2 separate regions of the Mus musculus genome follow, and region 2 is linked to region 1. Evidence: chromatin loops called from intact Hi-C (ENCODE). Cell type or tissue: heart. All regions are shown on one strand. Each heading gives the region's core, and the rest is flanking DNA. Links, peaks and the distances in the headings are about the cores only.

Region 1 (8,906 bases), core at 2,365-4,864:
CCTTTAAAAACAAACAAACAAACAAAAATAAGCACCAAGGAGCTAAGGGCTAGTAAGGACAGCTGCCACTGTTCCAGGTCACTCTGTGCTGGGCCAATGTCAACCTGTGGGTTGTGCCTAGCCTAGCATGACTCCATTTTTAAAAGCAACAACCTTTTGCCTGAGCTACCTCATTTTGAGTAGAAATGCAAAGAAACAATGATTCTCTGTTCTTTTTGTTGTTGTTGTTGTTGTTTTGACACGGACTCACAATATTACCTTGGGTTGGTCTGAAACTCTCTGTGTTTACCAGGCTGTCCTCAAACTCACAGAGATCTGCCTGCCTCTGACTCACATGTTTATGCATGTGTCTGTGCATGTGTGTGTATGCCTGCCATACCACACATGTAGAGGTGAGAGAACAACTTTGGGGAACTGGTTCTCTCCTTCCACTGATTAGAACCCAGGGCTGGAGTGAACACTATCAGGTTCCAGTGCCTTCCAGCCTGAACCATCTCTGTCCCACGACTCTCTCTCTTTACACAAATAAACAGGCACCAACACACCAGGAGACACAGTAAATTACTTATGCTAAGAAATGGTGACATCTGCGCCTAGGGTCAAACCATCACAAACTTCAAAGCTTACCAATCACTTGGGAAGCAGGAGCACCCAAGACCAAAACATGTCAGGTACACTGACGAGTCAGCTGGTCACTTGTCACAAACTCTGTCCAGGAAGATTATCCTATCCTAGGGCTCCTGCCCCTGTCTCTGTGCATCCGCTGTTTCTCCTGCTCGTGACATTCATCCTGCTTCAAACTGATCCTCAAATGGCCTGTCACCTGGACTTATTTATTTACTTAGCTTGACAGCTGTGTGGCGGAGTAGCTCTGGGCCTTTGGTTCATAAAATTTCTTATCTGGTTTCCTTCCTGTAGTAGGACTCCTTATCTGGTCCTCCACAGACTTCCTTGAACTTCAGGTCAGCTCTGCCTCCCGCAGGACAGTCAGTCGGCCTGTAACCTGTGCATCTGTGTGTTCTTGCGAGAAGTGTTAGTGTGGACTCTGACAGCTAATATTAGGAGTTGAGATTAGAATCAAAGAAACTGTTAACAACCACAGGAAAAAATCAGAACAACTGGCAAATCTCTGCCAACCGAACCAAGGCGGCTTGGGAATGTATTGTTTTTTTTCAATAAATTCTGATATTGTGGAGGACACAACGCTCTATGTTTCTGATGTAATATGTTGAGGATAACTGGGGATGTGGCTCATGGGTTGATGTTTGACTATCATACCCCATTTTAGCATTAGGACAACACTGTTGAAGTACTAACCAAACCAATACCTAGGTGCTTCTGAGAAGACTGGCAGGCATCTTAGCCAGAGAGTAAGTGACCTAGGTACAGGTGGGAGGCAGGAAGGCTGGCCTTCACCGTTAGCCTTGTAAAGACGGGAAGGGAGCTCTGAAAAGAAATCGCTCCAGGATAGAGAGAGTCAGGAAAAGAGAAGGAGGGGGGAGGGGAGAGGGAAGGGGGGGAGGAGGAGGAGGAGGAGGAGGAGGAGGAGGAGGAGGAGGTGGTAAGGGCTAGGGGAACCAGGGCTGGAAACCCAGAACACGGTGTTCCCAAGGGTGGAAGGGACCATGGCCATAGAAGGCAAGTCCTAGACCCAAGACACATAGAAAATGGTCAGAGCAGAAGCAGTCTGCACGAAATAAATTCTACTCACCTGTCTCTCGACTCACATCAGCATTCAGAGATGGAAGAGAGAAGGCAGCTGAGAAGGGCAGGGGGCGGGGACAGAACATAAAACAAAACAAAAAAAATCCGAGGGGAACAGAGCAGGAAGAGAAAGAGAGCCACCGAGAGGAGACCTTGGAGCAGCGCACAGTGTTGAAGAAGACCTCTGAGGGGTGCAGGGAAGGAGCGAACAGAGATAGCCCCGCAGAAGCCCAGCTAAAGCAGACCCACAGACCCAGACCAAGGACTTTAAGCCGCCCCCACCCCCACCCCCCGCCCGCATTCTTCCTTCCGGCTGACCTCCCCGACTCAGCCCGGAGGGAATGCGCGGAATGTGATGAACTGATAAAGAGCGGAACTCCCACTCCACCTGGCACCCGAGCGCTTGGCGCGCCAGGCCTTGCCCACCTCTTAGATGTACTTGCAGGGAACACAACACTAATGGGGAAGAGGACTGCTAGGGAGGTCTCAGTAGAGCGCCTCGGATGTGGGGCCAGCGGCCAGATGCCAGAGCTGTGGGCACAGCTAGATGCCTCCCAGCTGAGCTGTGCTGTGAGTCGCCAGACCCGGGACCCTGGATAAGGGAGGATGTGAGCTGGGGCAGAAGTGGCAGATCTCTTCTGGAATCAGAAACCTGTTCAAAGAATGGTTTCCAAGATACTCTCTGTCCCCTGTAGGCTCAGCATCCTTAGGGTGTAAACCCTTGAAGCCCCGTGGTTCTTATTAAGGTGGGAAGCAGGCACCTCCACGTTAGATCAGGGCAACTCCTTGGGCAAAGGGTGCCAGGTACTGGGTGAGTTCCTCAGTGCCGCCTCCTACACATCACCCTGCTTGGCACAGGTGGGTGGGTCCCCATGATCTCCTTCTACACATAGTTGTGTGCAGTAGACCACCTTCATCTGGACCATGCATGCAGGGCTCTGTGTGAGGAACTAAGGCCTGGGCAGTGTACAACCCCAAACTCCCTGGTCTTTAGAGGATGTCCTTAGGAGGGGACCCTGTCAACAGCCAAAGAGAAGATGCTTCCAACACACCGGAAACTAGTGACATGGGGGGTGGGGTGGGGGGACGGAGGAGGGGCAGCGAGGGAGATTCGAAGAAAACAGATGGATTCCCAAGCATCCCAGGCCCAGGCGTCTCTAGTACCCATCCTCAGCTCCCTGGCTACTTCTGAGAAAAGCTGCTGAAGAGAGCAGAAGGAAGCAGCAGGAGAGGGGGCTGGGATTGGCGGTTTGAGGTTGAGCGTGTTTAGAGGAAGAAGAGAGATGGGGAAAACCTCAGCCCCAGGGACCATTGTGTGGCTACACCTGAGACCCGCTGCGGGCGACCTGATACAGGGCAGCGATCCAAACATTGCGCAGGGCCCACTGCCTGCTGGCTCTGCTACAGAGGGAAAGGATAGGAGCACCATCCCAAGTGGCTGCAGCGGGAAGAAACCCAGGCAGTCCGCCATGTGGCTTAAGACCTGGCCCACAGACACCTGCCGCCATTGTAGGCCTGACCAGCGACAGCCTGTACCGCCCGCTGAGCAGAGAGGGAGGGTGAAGTGCCTAGAACATCCGTCCACCTTGTCCTAGCCACATCTAAAACAGTGCCTCCTGGCACAAAAATGTGCTTGGGGAATAGAAACCATGAATGAATGATAATCGAATAAATGACCGAAGGATGAATAAGCAAACCCATCACTCAACCGAGTTATCCTAATTCCCAGCCGCTAGTCCTTTGGAAGTGGGCGGGCCTGCCACCTGGTGGTGACCATGGTAACTGCAGTCACTATAAGCGCCTGCCCCCACAGTGTAGGTAGGATCTGGAATTGGCTCTTCCTCAGGTTAGCCTTGAATTCACAATCCTCTTATCTTGAGATCATAGGCTTATGAGTGTGTGGCGCGAGCCACTTACAATTCTTCGTAGAAAGAGACTTCTAGGGCTGGAGAGATGGCTCAGCGGTTAAGAGCACTGACTGCTCTTCCAGAGATTATTCATTCAATTCCCAGCAACCATCTGTAATGGGATCCAATGCCCTCTTCTGGTGTGTCTGGGGACAGCTACAGTGTACCCCTATACATAAAATAATTCTTTTTAAAAAATAAAAAAGGAAGAGACTTCTAATGCTTGGAAAAGTCCACCTCCAGTTTGATCTTTTTTCCTCTCTCTTGTCCCACCAAACAAAGAGAGGGTAGGCAGGGGGCTTCCTGCCCTCCCCACAGAGAAACAGAAGAGCTATAATGAACTCTGGCTGCTGCCCTCTGCCTTTTTTCCAACATCTGAATCTACAAAGTCAGTGGATGTCTCTCAACTCAAGTGAAGAAACTGCCCGGCTGCTCTCCCTTGAGAGGGCAGGTCCAGCCAGCCCAGAGCCACATGCCACTATTGGCTGGGACAGAGATGAGAACCACCAGAGTCAAGGCTCCAACTGGGTGACATGCCTCTGCTCTGAAGACAGAAGGCATCACTGTGTGCCTTTGGGCAGGTCTCTCTCCCTCTCTGAGCTTCATTCTACATTGGTAAAATTGGGGCTCTGACACACTGCGGCTTTGTCTGTCTGTCCTGGATAAACACCCTCAGCATCTCTCTCCACCCTCTACCTTCTCTTCCCCCTTTATCCTGCATCTCAGCCTCCAGGGCCAGTTGCAGGACACATGGATGCTCAACTGTGTATTTGTTTTCTATTGTTGGAAGGACACGCCCAGATGTGATGAACTCACTGATATTTACTCTGGCATTCCCACTAGGTATAGAACCCCAATTTGACTGGGACAAATCAAGTCTCATAGGCCCTCGGAGGATGGGGCCTTGGAAGGGCACAGCCTGTTTGACAGCAGCAGGTAGAAGTATCCATGTGACTCCTTGTCCCTGTCCCAATCCTGGTTGAAGTGCCCTGCCCCTGAAGCCTCCATGGTGTCCCACAGAGGCCAGCCCCATTCTGGGGGACACTGTCTCAATCCTACAAACCTGCTTCTTTGTGCCATAGACTCAGTGTTCAACTCAGGCAGGGCCCAGGCTGCCAGGCTGTCTCACACACTGCTCCAACTACTGAGATTTCCTATCAAGCTCACAGGACTAGGCAGGTAACTTGGCTGTTGTTTTTGTTGTATCTCTTCCTATCTTAAGATAAAATCTGGGGCTGGAAAGATAGCTCAGTGTTGTGTTAGAAGCACAGCTCCAGACAGACCACACCAGGCCAAAGAGAGAGAGAGAGAGAGAGAGAGAGAGAGATCAGCGGGAGGGGTCTTCCTTTTATTTGGATAGTGATGTAGCCGCAGGTAAAGGTGGGAAGTGAGCCAAGTGGATTCTGGCAATATGGTGGCGGTTGCCTTGGCAACAGGTGTGCAGGTCGCTGTCGCCTAGGTGAATTGTCAATGGGTTCGGAGCCAATCCTGACACCAACACTCAGTGATTAAGAGCACTCCTTGCTCTTCCAGAGGTCATGAGTTCAATTCCCAGCAGCCACATGGTGGCTCACAACCATCTGTAATGGGATCCAATGCCCTCTTCTGGCACACAGGTGTACATGCAGATAGAGCACTCATATACATAAAATATATAAATAAATCTTTTTAAAAAGTAAAATCCTGGGGCTTTTCTCTACTTGCTCCTCCCAGATGTTCTGGGGAGGCACCTCTACTCATCTCCGGGGAAACAGAGTTTGTGTGGGCCCTGGGAGGTTTATTGTAAGGAATTGGATAACATGACCGCAGAGGCTGACATGTCCCAGAAGTCAGCTGCACATAAAATTAGCCGTCCATGGAGCCTAACTCCCTCTATGTACCCACCCTTTTGGGAACAAAGGCTGCTGTTAGATATTGTGCATCATCCAGGGACCATCAGGGTTGAACCTAGAGTGGGGAAAACCCAGGGAACCTAGCAAGTGACTAGTCAGATGGGCTGAAAGGGGCGTGGACTCCCATGAGTCACTGTGCTTCCATACAGGGAAGTAAGGTATCCCTGCTTAGCTCCACAGAGCCACAATCATGTCCAGGTGACTGGGCTACAGGAATCCAGGGAGAGAAGGTGATGATTTTTTTATTGTGGTTTTTTTTGAGACAGGGTTTTTCCTACAGCCCAGGCTGATCTGAACTCTATGGAGGACCAGCCCAGAGCAGGGCTGGCCTAAGATCCCAGGGGCAGCCTATAGTTGTTGTATAGTCTTGGCTGGGTACAAGATGTAGAGGACAGGGTAGGAAGCAATTGTGACTGTCCTTGAGAGCTTGCTGCCCAGCGAGAGACACATCAATAGGTCATTTCAATAATCCGGGAAGTGATCAAATGGAGACGTGTTTGCTTGGCTCTGGGGATCTAGCCCAAAACGATTTAACGGAAAGCACTTTGGCTCTCCGCCAAGGGGGTAATGGCCAGCCTGGATGCTTCTGCCTGTGCGCCATCTAGACCCTTTTCTGGGAAGGGCCCCCACTCCCCTAGAGTGGGGAGGGCTGTTATCTCACATGGTGAGTGAATGCGGGACCCAGACAGGCCACTCCCTTAGGAGACACTAACTGGTTTGGGGATAGGTGTGTGACCAGTGTCTAATGAGATTCAATCCCTGGTCCATGTGGGAGAAGTGCCTCTTCCACCAGGACTTCTGGGAGATGGAAATGCAATCCAGCTGGGAGAAGGGATCTGAGAAGGACGGCAAACAGCAACTTAGACCTGAAGAAGCCCAACTCCTCAAGGTGTCCAAGTGACCCTGGCTTGCAGAAGGTAACACCAACCTCTGGTGACCAACTTTTTTTTTTTTAAGATTATTTATTTTATTTTATATGTATTGGTGTTTTGCTTTCCTGAAGATCTGTGCATCACGTGTGTGTGGGAGGCTAGAAGAGAGCAGCAGATTCCCTGTAACTTCCGGATGGTTGTTACTGCTGTGTAAGTGATAGACTAGAACCCTGGTCCTCTGCAAGAACAGACAGTGTTCTTAATGGCTGAGGTGACCAAAATCCAACCCCCATGACCAAAATTAGAGAGCTAGCCTTGCGTGACACAGTCATACCGAGCAAAAATGACAAAACAGAAGCTGGGTGTAGTAGCACACACGCCTTTAGTTCCAGCCCTCGAGAGACAGAGGCAAGCAGATCTCTGAGTTTGAAACCAGCCTGGGCTATAGAGCGTGTTCCAGGACAGCCAGGGTTACACAGAACATTCTCCCCCTGATACTCCCCCTTACACCCCAAAAAACAGCTATCAAATGGCTCAGTGCTTAAAGGTGACAGTGACGGTGATGGTCCCCAAGCCTGATGACGTGTATCTTATCCTTAAAACCCACATGAAGGAAGGAGAGACTCTACTCCTAAAAACTGTCCTCTGACCTCCACACGTGCACCAGGTCATCTGTATGCTCTCACCTCCAGTAAATGAATACATGTTTGAAAATTAAAAGTTAGCAATAGGGCTGGAGAGATGGCTCAGCAGTTAAGAGCACTGACTGCTTTTCCAGAGGTCCTGAGTTCAATTCTCAGCAACCCCATGGTGGCTCACAACCATCTGTAATGGGATCTGACTCCCTCTTCTGGTGTGTCTGAAGACAGCTACAGTGTACTTGCATACATAAAATAAATAAACCTTTTTTTTTTTAAGTTAACAATAAATAAATAAAGTACAAAGATGAAGGGGAGCATAACTCAGTGGAGAGTGCTTGCCTAAGCAAAGCCAGACAAACAAAAGAGTGATTTTTTTCTTTTTTTTAAATATTTATTTATTATTATAAGTAAGTACATTGTAGCTGTCTTCAGATGCACCAGAAGAGGGTGTCAGATCTTATTACAGATGGTTGTGAGCCACCATGTGGTTGCTAGGATTTGAACTCAGGACCTTCAGAAGAGCAGTCCGTGCTCTTAACCATTGAGCCATCTCTCCAGCCCCCGATTTTTTTTTTTTAAATCAAACATAATGAGGCACACGAGTAATCCTAGCATTCAGAAGGATGAGACAGGAGGATTGCAGAGTCTCAATACATAAATATTTAGCTTTAGGACAGTGTCTTTGAAAATAAGCGTTAGACCAGGCAGTGGGATGTACCCTTTTAATCCCAGCACTTGGGAGAGAGAGGCAGGCAGATCTCTGTGTTCAAAAGCCAGCCTGGTGTACAAAGTGAGTTCCAGGTCAGCCAGGGCTACACAGAGAAACTGTCTCAAAATCAAAACCATACAAAACATGAAAATAAAGGGTAGAAGGAACTTACTGGAAAGCAAGCCCAGTACCCAGAGCAGGTGTTCCACGGGCAGCTGATGGATAAGGCAGACTGGGCGCAGAATGCTGACTCTGGGATTCTTCCTGTTAAGTCACAGGCAGCGAATGGCTGAACTCCTGGTGCTGTTTGTTTTTAACTCTGTCTTGTTTTCCTAAAGATAGATTATTTTTGCAGATAAATTGGGCAGGTGCTGCAAGGAATGTTTTCATCCCCCCCTCTTTAAAATGTACTGCCATTACTATGTGTATTCGCATAGTGTGGCCATTAGTGTTATGACATCTGTGGAGACCAGAGGCCAACTCTGTGAAGTCAATTTTCTCCTCGCACCTTCGTGTTTGATCTGGGGATGGAACTCACATTGGCAGGCAGATACAGGGAACACATCCAACCACCACCAACCACATGGTGGCTCGCAACCATCTGTAATGGGATCCGATGCCCTCCTCTGGTGTGTCTGAAGACAGCAATAGTGTGCTCACATACATAAAATAAATAATCTTAAAAAAAAAAAAAGAATCTGCACATTGCATCTCAAATTCCCCTGCCCTCCACGAATGAATGACAGTTTCTATTACCCCACTCCCTCCTCCAGTATTTAGTATGGTTAGTACTTGGTGTTTTGGTTTTGTTTTATTTTTTTTAAGATTTATTTATTTATTTATTTAATGTATATGAGTAAACTGTAGCTGTACTGATGGCTGTGGACCTTCATGTGGTTGCTGGAAATGACGGTTGCTTGCTCTGGCCCAAAGATTTATTTATTATTATACATAAGTACACTGTAGCTGACTTCAGACGCACCAGAAGAGGGCGTCAGATCTCATTATGGTTGGATGGTTGTGAGCCACCATGTGGTTGCTGAAATTTGAACTCAGGAACTTCGGAAGAACAGTCAGTGCTCTTAACCGCTGAGCCATCTCTCCAGCCTAGTGCTTGGGTTTAATGGTTCTGACAGGTATAACCCCTCTAATTCTCCTCTTGCAGCCTCTGACCTCTGACC
Region 2 (8,906 bases), core at 3,006-5,505, 240 kb before region 1:
TTGATCTCTGGATCGTGTAGATCCTTCGGGACCCCATGGGTTCTTCCGCAAAGTGGAAGGAGAAAGTCAACTCCATGCACTTGCCCGCACACACACACACACACACACACACGGGGGGGTGGGGGGATGAATAGCTGTAATTAGATATCTTTTGTTAACGTTTTAGTTTTCAAGACAGGGTTTCCAGGGTTTCTCTGTGTAACTCTGGCTGTTCTAGAACTCACTCTGTAGACCAGGCTGGGCTTTCTGATTTGTTTTTATTTCAAACACTCAAAATAAATGGATAAACGTTGAGAGATGAGCTCGCCACTGGAGGGCGCTGTACTGGCCAAACACAAGAAAGGCAGCAAAGGGAGGGAGGCAGAGATTGTGGGAAAGGCAGGCCAAGGCCCAAGAAGGATAATGGGGTATGTGTCACATAAATGGAGCCATTCCTTTGTGGTTTGTCCAAGCCGGGGGGGGGGGGGGGGAAGACCCTGAATTGGGGAGGAAAAGCTTTGATACAGCATTCCCCACAGTACTGGGATATTAGTGTCCTTGCAATTTTGTGTGGGGGGTGCTGGTACAGTTCCCTTCTGACTAAAGAAAAATCGAGGCTCAAGACTTTGTTCACTGTGGCCATAAAGCAGGTAGACCTCAGGAGGGGAATGAGCAGGCCAGGTGGGATTCATGGAAGGACTCAGGCGGTCAAAGTATGGCCGCCAGGTGGCAGCATTGGACAGCGCCAATGTGCACCCTGGGACACTGGACTTGACTTGAGAGGCTCTGGGGCCCTTTGCAAGAAAGACCCCTGGACAGGTGGATGCATGGTGAGTGTCAAGGATGGAAGAGAGATATGTGACAGCCAAGCTCAAGGAAGTGACACAATGAGGCAGAGGCTGGATAGCTGTCTAGTCTGGGGACACAGGAAAATCACCCTTGGAGGCTCTGATGTTAGTGGGAAGTGCACCTCACATCTCCTGTTACCTGTCACTCTAACATGGCTACTGAGAAACAGGCAGCTTCTTGGAGACCTCCACTGACCACTGGTTCCCTTTTTACCTGACATACTGAGAGACTCTCCAAGCCTGGCCTTTTCTCCCAGTTTTTGTTTTCCAGTTTCAGTGTCTCCCCTTCTCTAAAGGCAACCTTTGGCACCGCACCCCCACCCCCTGTTTTTCCTCCTGTTTCTATCACCCGCTGTAGGTCACGGGAGCAAGAATGTTTTGGTTTTAGTTTTCTCGAATTTCCCTGACTGCTTTGGTCCCTGCACTCCTGTGCCCCAAGGATGCTAGCTCGTTCATTGTCCTCCAAGGATTTGGCCTCTGGTCTCTCTCCCACTTTCTGCCTCTGTTTCTCATTATCCCTTGGCCCCTTCTAGTGCTTAACAACAGAACCTTCCAGAGCCAAGCCAAGCGCAATTGGGATGGGGCCCCTGAGAATCCCCTCTACTTGCAATCTCTGGAGACTGAGTCTAAGAAGAGTAAAGGGGAGACAGAGGAGTATGGCTCTCTTTAAAGCCCCTGTAGTTACTAATGGAGCCTGACTGAAGCCCCCTGCCTACAGCTGAGGTGGACCCTCCATGGGACAGTGCTGAAACCTGCTGCCTGCCACCCTGTACAGGCTTAGAGCCTCTAATTATGTCTCCGGAAAGAGGAGATGGCCAGGGACACTTGGTAGTTGAGAGGAGAGGTGCAGATGTGTGGGATGGGGAACTGAAGGGAAGTAGCTAGTACCAGTGGCCCTGATGGGCAGAATGGGCTGGTGGTATTTCCTTTTAGTTTCTGTCATCCATCTAACCCAGATGTACTGTTGCCAGAAGAAGGAAAGGCAATTAAAGTTGTATTTAGATACTAAAGTTTACCTGTGTGATGGTTTCTGTGTACTTGGCCCTGAGAATGGCACTGTTGGAAGGTGTGGCCTTGTTGGACTAGTGTGTCACTGTAGGTGTTGGCTTTGAGACCCTCATCCTAACTGCCTGTAAGCCAGTATTTTGCTAGCTGCCTTCAGATGAAAATGTAAAACTCTCAGCTTCTCCTGCGCCATTCTACCATGTTCCTGGCTTTATGAAACAGGACTGAACCTTTGAACCTGTAAGCCAACCCCAATTAAATGTTGTCTATATAAGAGTTGCCTTGGTCATGGTGTCTGTTCAAAGCAGTAAAATCTTAACTAAGACAGAAATTGGTACCAGGAGTGGGGTATTGCTGTGATAGGCCCGATTATGTTTGGAAGAATGTTATGGCTAGATATGGCCCCTATAGATTCATATGTTTGAACCAGCCTATGTGGACCAGGGAGTGAAATGTGATGGTTTGTATGTGCTTGGCTCTGAGAGTGGCACTAATGGAAGGTGTGGCCCTGTTGGAGTAGGAGTGTCAGTGTGGTTGTGGGCTTTGAGACCCTCACTGTAGCTGCCAGGAAGCCAGTATTCTGCTAGCAGCCTTCAGATGAAGATGTAGAACTCTCAGCTTCTCCTGCACCATACATGCATGGATACTACCATGATTCTACCTTGATGATACTGGACTGAACCTCTAAACCTGTAAGCCAGCCCCAATTAAATGTTGTCCTTATAAGAGTTGCCTTGGTCATGGTGTCTGTTCACAGCAGTAAAAGCCTAAGACAATTTGTCATGTGAGATTCAAAATTAGCTTTTTTTTTTTTTTTTTTTTTTTTTGAGACAGGGTTTCTCTGTGTAGCTCTGGCATCCTGGGACTCACTCAGTAGACCAGGCTGGCCTCGAACTCAGAGATCTGCCTGCCTATGTCTCCTGAATACTAGGATTAAAGGCCACCACCTTGCTACTAAACAAAAATCAAAATAACAAATAAATGCTAAAATATGTTATGTGAAATTCAAAGTGTCTCAGAATTTACCTGGTGTGTTTGGCTCTGCTCACGTTGAAAATGCCACAGGAATAGACGTTGGAGAACAGCAGCTTCACCCTTTCCCTCTAACTTCTGAAAAAAGAAAGTGTGGTACCTACACTTGATTTATCAAGCAGAGCCCAAAGGGTCCCTAAAGGTTACCTCTGACCTCCCATATTTTTTTCCCAAGATACCAAATTGTCTCTCTGCATCCCTATCTGCACATAGGGTGGGGATGAGACTGAAAGCTGAAGATTCCTGCATAGGATAAGAGTCCAAGGCCCTTTCCAGTGTTCATTAAGACTGAGGCTTAGCATTCCTGTAGGCAAAGTCAGGTATGGAGCTGCGTGGGAGGGCTACTCTTTCTCTGTGAAGGCCTGGCTGTCCTAGAACTTGAAGCCTGGTTGGCCATGAGATCAGAGATCCACCTGCCTCTGCCTCCGAGTGCTGTGATCAAAGGTGTGTGTCAGCACTGCCGTGTAGAGGACCTGCCGTTGTTCAGAGAGAAAGGGGGCCCACTCTAGGACTGCACCCCCATCCCACCCAGTGAGCCAGCCATGAGAGGGTGGCATGTGCATGCATGCATGGATATCCTCTTGCATGCTGGGAAGCAGAGGCAAGAAGACCCAGAGAACTTCTGAAGTCTTTGTAGCGCTCCAGATTCCACACCAAATTCCAGCCTGGGTCTCCTAAGAGTGACAAAGTCCCCATGCTTTCTGCACATCTACTTTTCTTTGCTGAAGAAGGAGTTCATTGTCTGTGGTCCCTCATAGGGTCTGGCTTTAAGGGCCTGGAGGTCAGCTGGTCACCCACGCCTTCTCAGAGAAGGCAGCTGGAGTCCAGAGGCCAGGAAGGCCAACTCACAGAGGACATTAGGGCTGAGTCACAGTTATGACCATGTAGGTTCTGAGACCCCACACATAGCCCAAGTGACTACATCTCAGCCAGGCAGGCTGCAGCTCTTTGGGAGGAACAACCAGCTGGGGTTGGGAGGAGGGAGACCTTGCCTATACCTGCCTAGCAGATCCTGGGGGGAAGAGCTGGGCTGTGTTCTGTTTCATCCCTCTGCATTTTATCCTACCATCCCTTGCTTCTCCACATTCTACTAATACTACTCTGTATCTATGACAACTAATAGCACTGGGCTGTGGCCTCTTCTAAGGAGGGTGCATACTTGGCTTTAGTTCGGTTCTGCCTATAGGGGCAGCATTGAGTCATTTTAGCAAATATGCCACTTCTGGCTGGTGGGCTGTGTGACCATAAGCCATGCAGTCTCTAACTCTCTGCAAAAGAGACGGATGCAAAAGGAAGACCGATGAGTCAGAGACAAATGAAATGACACACACAGACTCTGAAGGATGACATGAATTGCTTCGTATACCGAGCGATCTTATACAAAACCGAAAATAGTTCACTTCTGCCTCCCCAGGGTCAGCTGGGCAGGCATAGGCAAGGTCTCTCTCCCCAACTCCAGTTCTCCAGTGTCTGGCATACAGCAATAGCAAATAAACATGAGCTGATTTTGTTTGTGGCAGAATGAAGTACCCAGGAGTGAAGGGACTTGCCTCTTTCCAAAGCTGCTCTCTCTCTGTCCCTCTATATAGGCTTCAAGGAATAAGCACTGTTGTCCCTGAAGGGCTCAGCAGCCCCCTCTGCTGTCCAGAACGTGTTCTGCACCCCAGCTAAGGTCAAATTAGAAGAGGTAGGACAGTGACCTGTCTGGGAGGATTACTGGTACTGACCCCTCCCACACATGGTGGGAGGTGACACTGGGACAGGGCCCTGAGATCTCCCTCTCCCTCTCCTCCTTTCTCCCTCCCTCCCTCTCTCCTTCTCTCCCTCTCCCTTTTCCCTTCTTTCCTCCCTTCCCCCCTCTCTCTTTTGACAGGGTCTCTCTACAGAGTCCTGGCTGTCCTGGAACTCACTATGTAGACAAGGCTAGCCTTGAACTCATGGAGAACTGATTAACCCTGCCTCTGGAACTCTGAGCTTAAAGGCATTTGTATCACATCTCATCTGAGAGATTTCTGCTCTTTCTAGTTTACTCCTTTCCCATTGTCCTTTACGGATCTCTGGAGAACTCTCTCAGAGACCGGAGAATGTCATTGCTGTCACCTCCCCTGTGTAATGCAGCCTTGCTCATTGGGGATGTCACAGCCATTTTCCATAAGATCTTTAGCCTGGGTGCCCTGCTGACCCTGATGGAATATGTTTCTCTTTTGCTCTCCAGCCTTCAGAGGCTCCTTCTGCCACTTTCATAAGGCCCCGTCCCCAAAACAGTCCCTCATCCAACATCCTCTCGCTGCCCTGCCATCATAGTCTAGAATCTTCACCCCTCTCTCGCCAATTCTCTCCTGGTTTCAGCCTGAGTTGCTTCCCACCTCTCTCAAATTCAATAAACTCCTTCTCACCACCACCTCCAGAAAGCCCTCTTAGACTTTGGTCTTGTAAAAGTAACCCTCCAGCGTCCTCCCTGTTGTCTCTATGGGCCTCTCCCTTCTCTCTTGAAGATGTGTGGACCCAGTCCTCTTTGTTCCCAGTAGGCTGCAGGGAACCAGCCAAATCTGTTTCAGTCTTCATTTCCCATGGTGCTTTGTTCCAAGTAAACAGAGGCTGTGTTGTCAGAGAGGAAGCTGGTTGGAGCCTCCAGGGTCAGGAATGAGTTTCTCCTAGGGGAAATTTGTTTCCAAAGTCTTTGTTGAGTGGCCCTTGGTTAGTGATGGGGTTCCAGATTGACCCTACTTGCTATGTGTTTGGAGGTGTCTACTTCTGCTTCTTGTCCCCCAACAGCACGTTGAAGCTTATGAACCCTTCTCTTAGTAAAGTAACACCCCAGAAATTGAGATATTCTAAGGGTGTTTGGGGGAACAACTGCTGACCCACCTTCTAGGATGGGTAGAGGGGCCAGCCCGGTCCTGCCAGTGGGGCCAGGGTCTTAGTCTCCTTCCCAACAACATTCATTTGACTATGGAAGCCCACTAGCCCTTCTTCCTGAATGATAGACACAGGGTGGGGGGTGGACTACGTGAGTTTTGGAGTTGACCCCAAGTCAGAGCTGCCAGTCTGTGGAACAAGATAGAGAGGTAGGGCTAACCGCCTGAAACTGTCCGTGCAGAGAGCTTATTACCCTAATGACTGGGTTAGGGGGTCTCTACTAATGCTCACCTTCCTTAGCAGGGGTGGGGGGCAGAAAAGACATTTTGGGGACTATTATACTTCCAAAGTTTAGGTTTCTGGGGCCCAGACCTGAGGGCAGTGTTCAGGAAGTGGATGGTGGTGGCAAGAGGAGACATTTTTTTTTTTTTTTTTTTTTTTTTTTTTTTTTTTTGGTTTTTCGAGACAGGTTTTTTGGTTTTCTCTGTCCTGGAGCTCACTTTGTAGACCAGGCTGGCCTCGAACTCAGAAATCTGCCTGCCTCTGCCTCCCGAGTGTTGAGATTAAAGGTGTGCGCCACCGCGCCCGGCTAAGAGGAGACTTTTGAGCTAATGGGCTTTGGCTGTCTGGGGTGGCAGATGAAACAGAAGTACCAAGATGTCAGCTTCAGAAGCTGAGCTAAAACTGGGTTGAGGGTCTAGAGACCTCCAGTCTCCTCCATCTGGGTCTTCATCCACTCCCACAACCTCGGTTTCTGCTCCGTGCTCCCCTTATTCCTTGAGGTAGGCGCCTGGGGCCATAAAGAAACAAGGAATTTGAGATTCCTAGATTCTTCACTTTTCAGCTCTATTCTTACCCCTTGAAAGAGGCTTCTACTGTACCCTGTCTGTATGATGTCTTACAACAATCCATGATGTGGCTGGGGCTTGCGGTTACATTTACAAGAATTTCCAAGTCCCAAAGAAGCTGGGAGCTAAAAAAAAAAAAAAAAAAAAGCAGGCCCTCTGAGGGCTGGGCACATTGAAGAGAGAGTCTCTTAATGGTCTGGGGCTGTGAGTTAAGTTTGGACCAGGGAACAGCCTGGGAACATCCAGGAAAGAAACCAGGAAGTCAAAAATAAATAAATAAATAAAATAAAAATGAGGGCGAGAAGGGGCGGAGGAAGGAGGAAAGAGGTGGGTGGAGAACGCATTCTTCCTGCGATCCTGGCTTCGCAGAGTAGCCACATCATCTGGCTCCCAATTGAGGACAGACTTGGCTTCAGTTGTGTGCACGCACACATGTGACGGCGCGTGCGTCGGAGTACATACGTGTGCACGTGCTGTGTGCACCCAGCCAGCGTCTGTGCTGACGTGGCCGCGCCCCTCACCCTAGCCCAGCCTCCTTATCTCCAAGTTGGCTCCAGGAACCCCCCTCTCAGCAGTGGTCCTGTTAACGCCTCCCTCTCCAGTGTTAGCGCCTAGCCGCTGGGCTCCCTCCCTCTGCCCCTGAGGGCCTCCAGGGAGACCCAGTGGCTCGCAGCCCAGGTTTTGCCTTCTGATTCTACTTTAGCTTTTATTTTTTTGACGCTAGGTTCTCCTTCTAGCCTGTAAGTCCCCTGCCCTCTCAGTCCTTGCCTGGACCATGTAGAAAAGGTTTTTACAGAGCAAGGTAGCCTGGGAAGGGAAATTAGTTCTTTCACAGTTAATGGTCCTTTTCTTCCAAACTGAGGACAACATATTAGGGTGCAAAGTGACTCCTAGCAACCTTTCCTGCCTGGAGAATAGAGGGGGGCTCAGGGAGGCACATACAACTTAAGAAGAAAATGTTCTAGGGACCAAAGTTATAGGACTTTGTCCTTGTCATAGCCCCAAAGGCGCGCGCGCGGGGGGGGGGGTAAGGGGGGCGGTGGCGATGGGGTTGGGGTGTAGATAGAAATGACCCTTCCCGATCATTGCTTCAAGTCTGATCCAGCCGGCTGATACTGAGTGGGACAGGGTGGTCCTGTGCCGGGAGCCAGGTTGTCAGGCGTCCAGGACCTCAGGTTTCCTTTACCGAAGGGCCCCTTTCCTTCAGGCTTTGAAGTGTCTGCTAGGTTAGTGGAGGATGTTTGGCTTGGGGCCTTGGGCCAGAATAAACTCCCTCTGCCTGCCTCTGCCTTCTGAGCCAAACCACTGCCTCCTTACCGCCAGGCTCCTGCCTCTCCCAGCCCTGGGTCTGGGCTCCTCCAAAGGCTGCTTGCACGGTCTATCCAAGCCATGGACACTCTTACTGCGACTGGGGAGAGTCCCTATGGGCAGGATGGCTTATCATTCCTCCAGTCTGGCACTGGGTGCCTGCATGCTTGAAAGAGCAGCCCACTCTTGGCAGGGGTGGGGGTAGGGGTTGGGGTGGGGGTGGGCTGTAAGAAGCAAGACCCCATTGCCAGTAGAGGACAGGATGCGATGCAGTGGGGAGCCGGGGTGCCTCTGTGAGCAGCCTGAGTAGGCTGCAGTGCCTCCAAATGGGTCAACTCCAGATGTGGGATGACTCACGCTGGATGGGGTGGGCAGTCGAGGTGGGGGTGTGAGGCCCAAAGTCGCTTTCAGCTGCTGTTCCCTGTCCTCTAGAGCAACCCCCCTCCCTGCCTCACCCCCCCCCACAATGTGCAGCCTAGCACACCCTACTACATGCTCAGAGATGAAATGAGAAAAAGCCTTTGGACACATCACCGCCAAGGGTCAGAGAAGGAGAAGGGGCGTGGCAATAGGGGAGGTGGAAGGGAGGAGTGAGAAGGAAGGGGTTGGGAGAAGCCCAGGGTAAAAAATGCTGGCCTCCCTTGGGCCTGCTTCAGAACTGTAGCACTGTATGGGGCGGGGAGGGGGGCGGGGGGGGGGAGGAGCACGACAAAAGAATAGATATTGGGGTCTAAGTATGTGGGTATGAAGGGCTTCGTGGTTGCAGGGGAAGAGCCACATTGAATGAGTACCTTATGTCTGCTGGGGTTTGTGAACCTTTGTGCTGCTTAGATTGTGCGTGTCAGGGAAGAGGAGCAGAATCTTGGTCCATTTGGTGAAGTTGACATAGGAAGACAGTGGTCACTGGCTTCAGTGGGCAGAGGGTTGCGACACGTGTGTTTAAGCCAAGTCACTGTACTTCCAGGCATTGAAGTTGGACTCCTCCCCTAGGGTGTGAGAGGCAGAGGAACCCAGGTGCTATAGAGAG

Evidence for each region. A loop is a pair of places that touch in the nucleus more often than their neighbours do. Peaks named below come from ENCODE experiments on the same cell type or tissue, not always from the same donor. Only the 100,000 strongest peaks of a DNase experiment are listed, where the experiment ranks them.
Region 2: it touches region 1 in a loop (2.1-fold over the local background); 2 of 42 quality-filtered maps call a loop at or near these places.

What each region holds. Positions count from the first base shown.
Region 1 is chr11:95,103,572-95,112,477 of GRCm38, forward strand. No RefSeq gene overlaps it. Among named protein-coding and RNA genes, the nearest start is that of Dlx3, 12 kb to the right of the region's middle. In heart, for the core only: a CTCF peak has its summit at 3,477 (motif pointing left); DNase peaks (open chromatin) are centred at 2,573, 3,090 and 3,480; H3K4me3 peaks cover 126 bases; H3K27ac peaks cover 432 bases; H3K27me3 peaks cover 474 bases.
Region 2 is chr11:94,866,038-94,874,943 of GRCm38, forward strand. It overlaps A430060F13Rik. Among named protein-coding and RNA genes, the nearest start is that of Gm11544, 21 kb to the left of the region's middle. In heart, for the core only: CTCF peaks have their summits at 4,016 and 4,512 (motif pointing left); a DNase peak (open chromatin) is centred at 4,504; H3K27ac peaks cover 551 bases.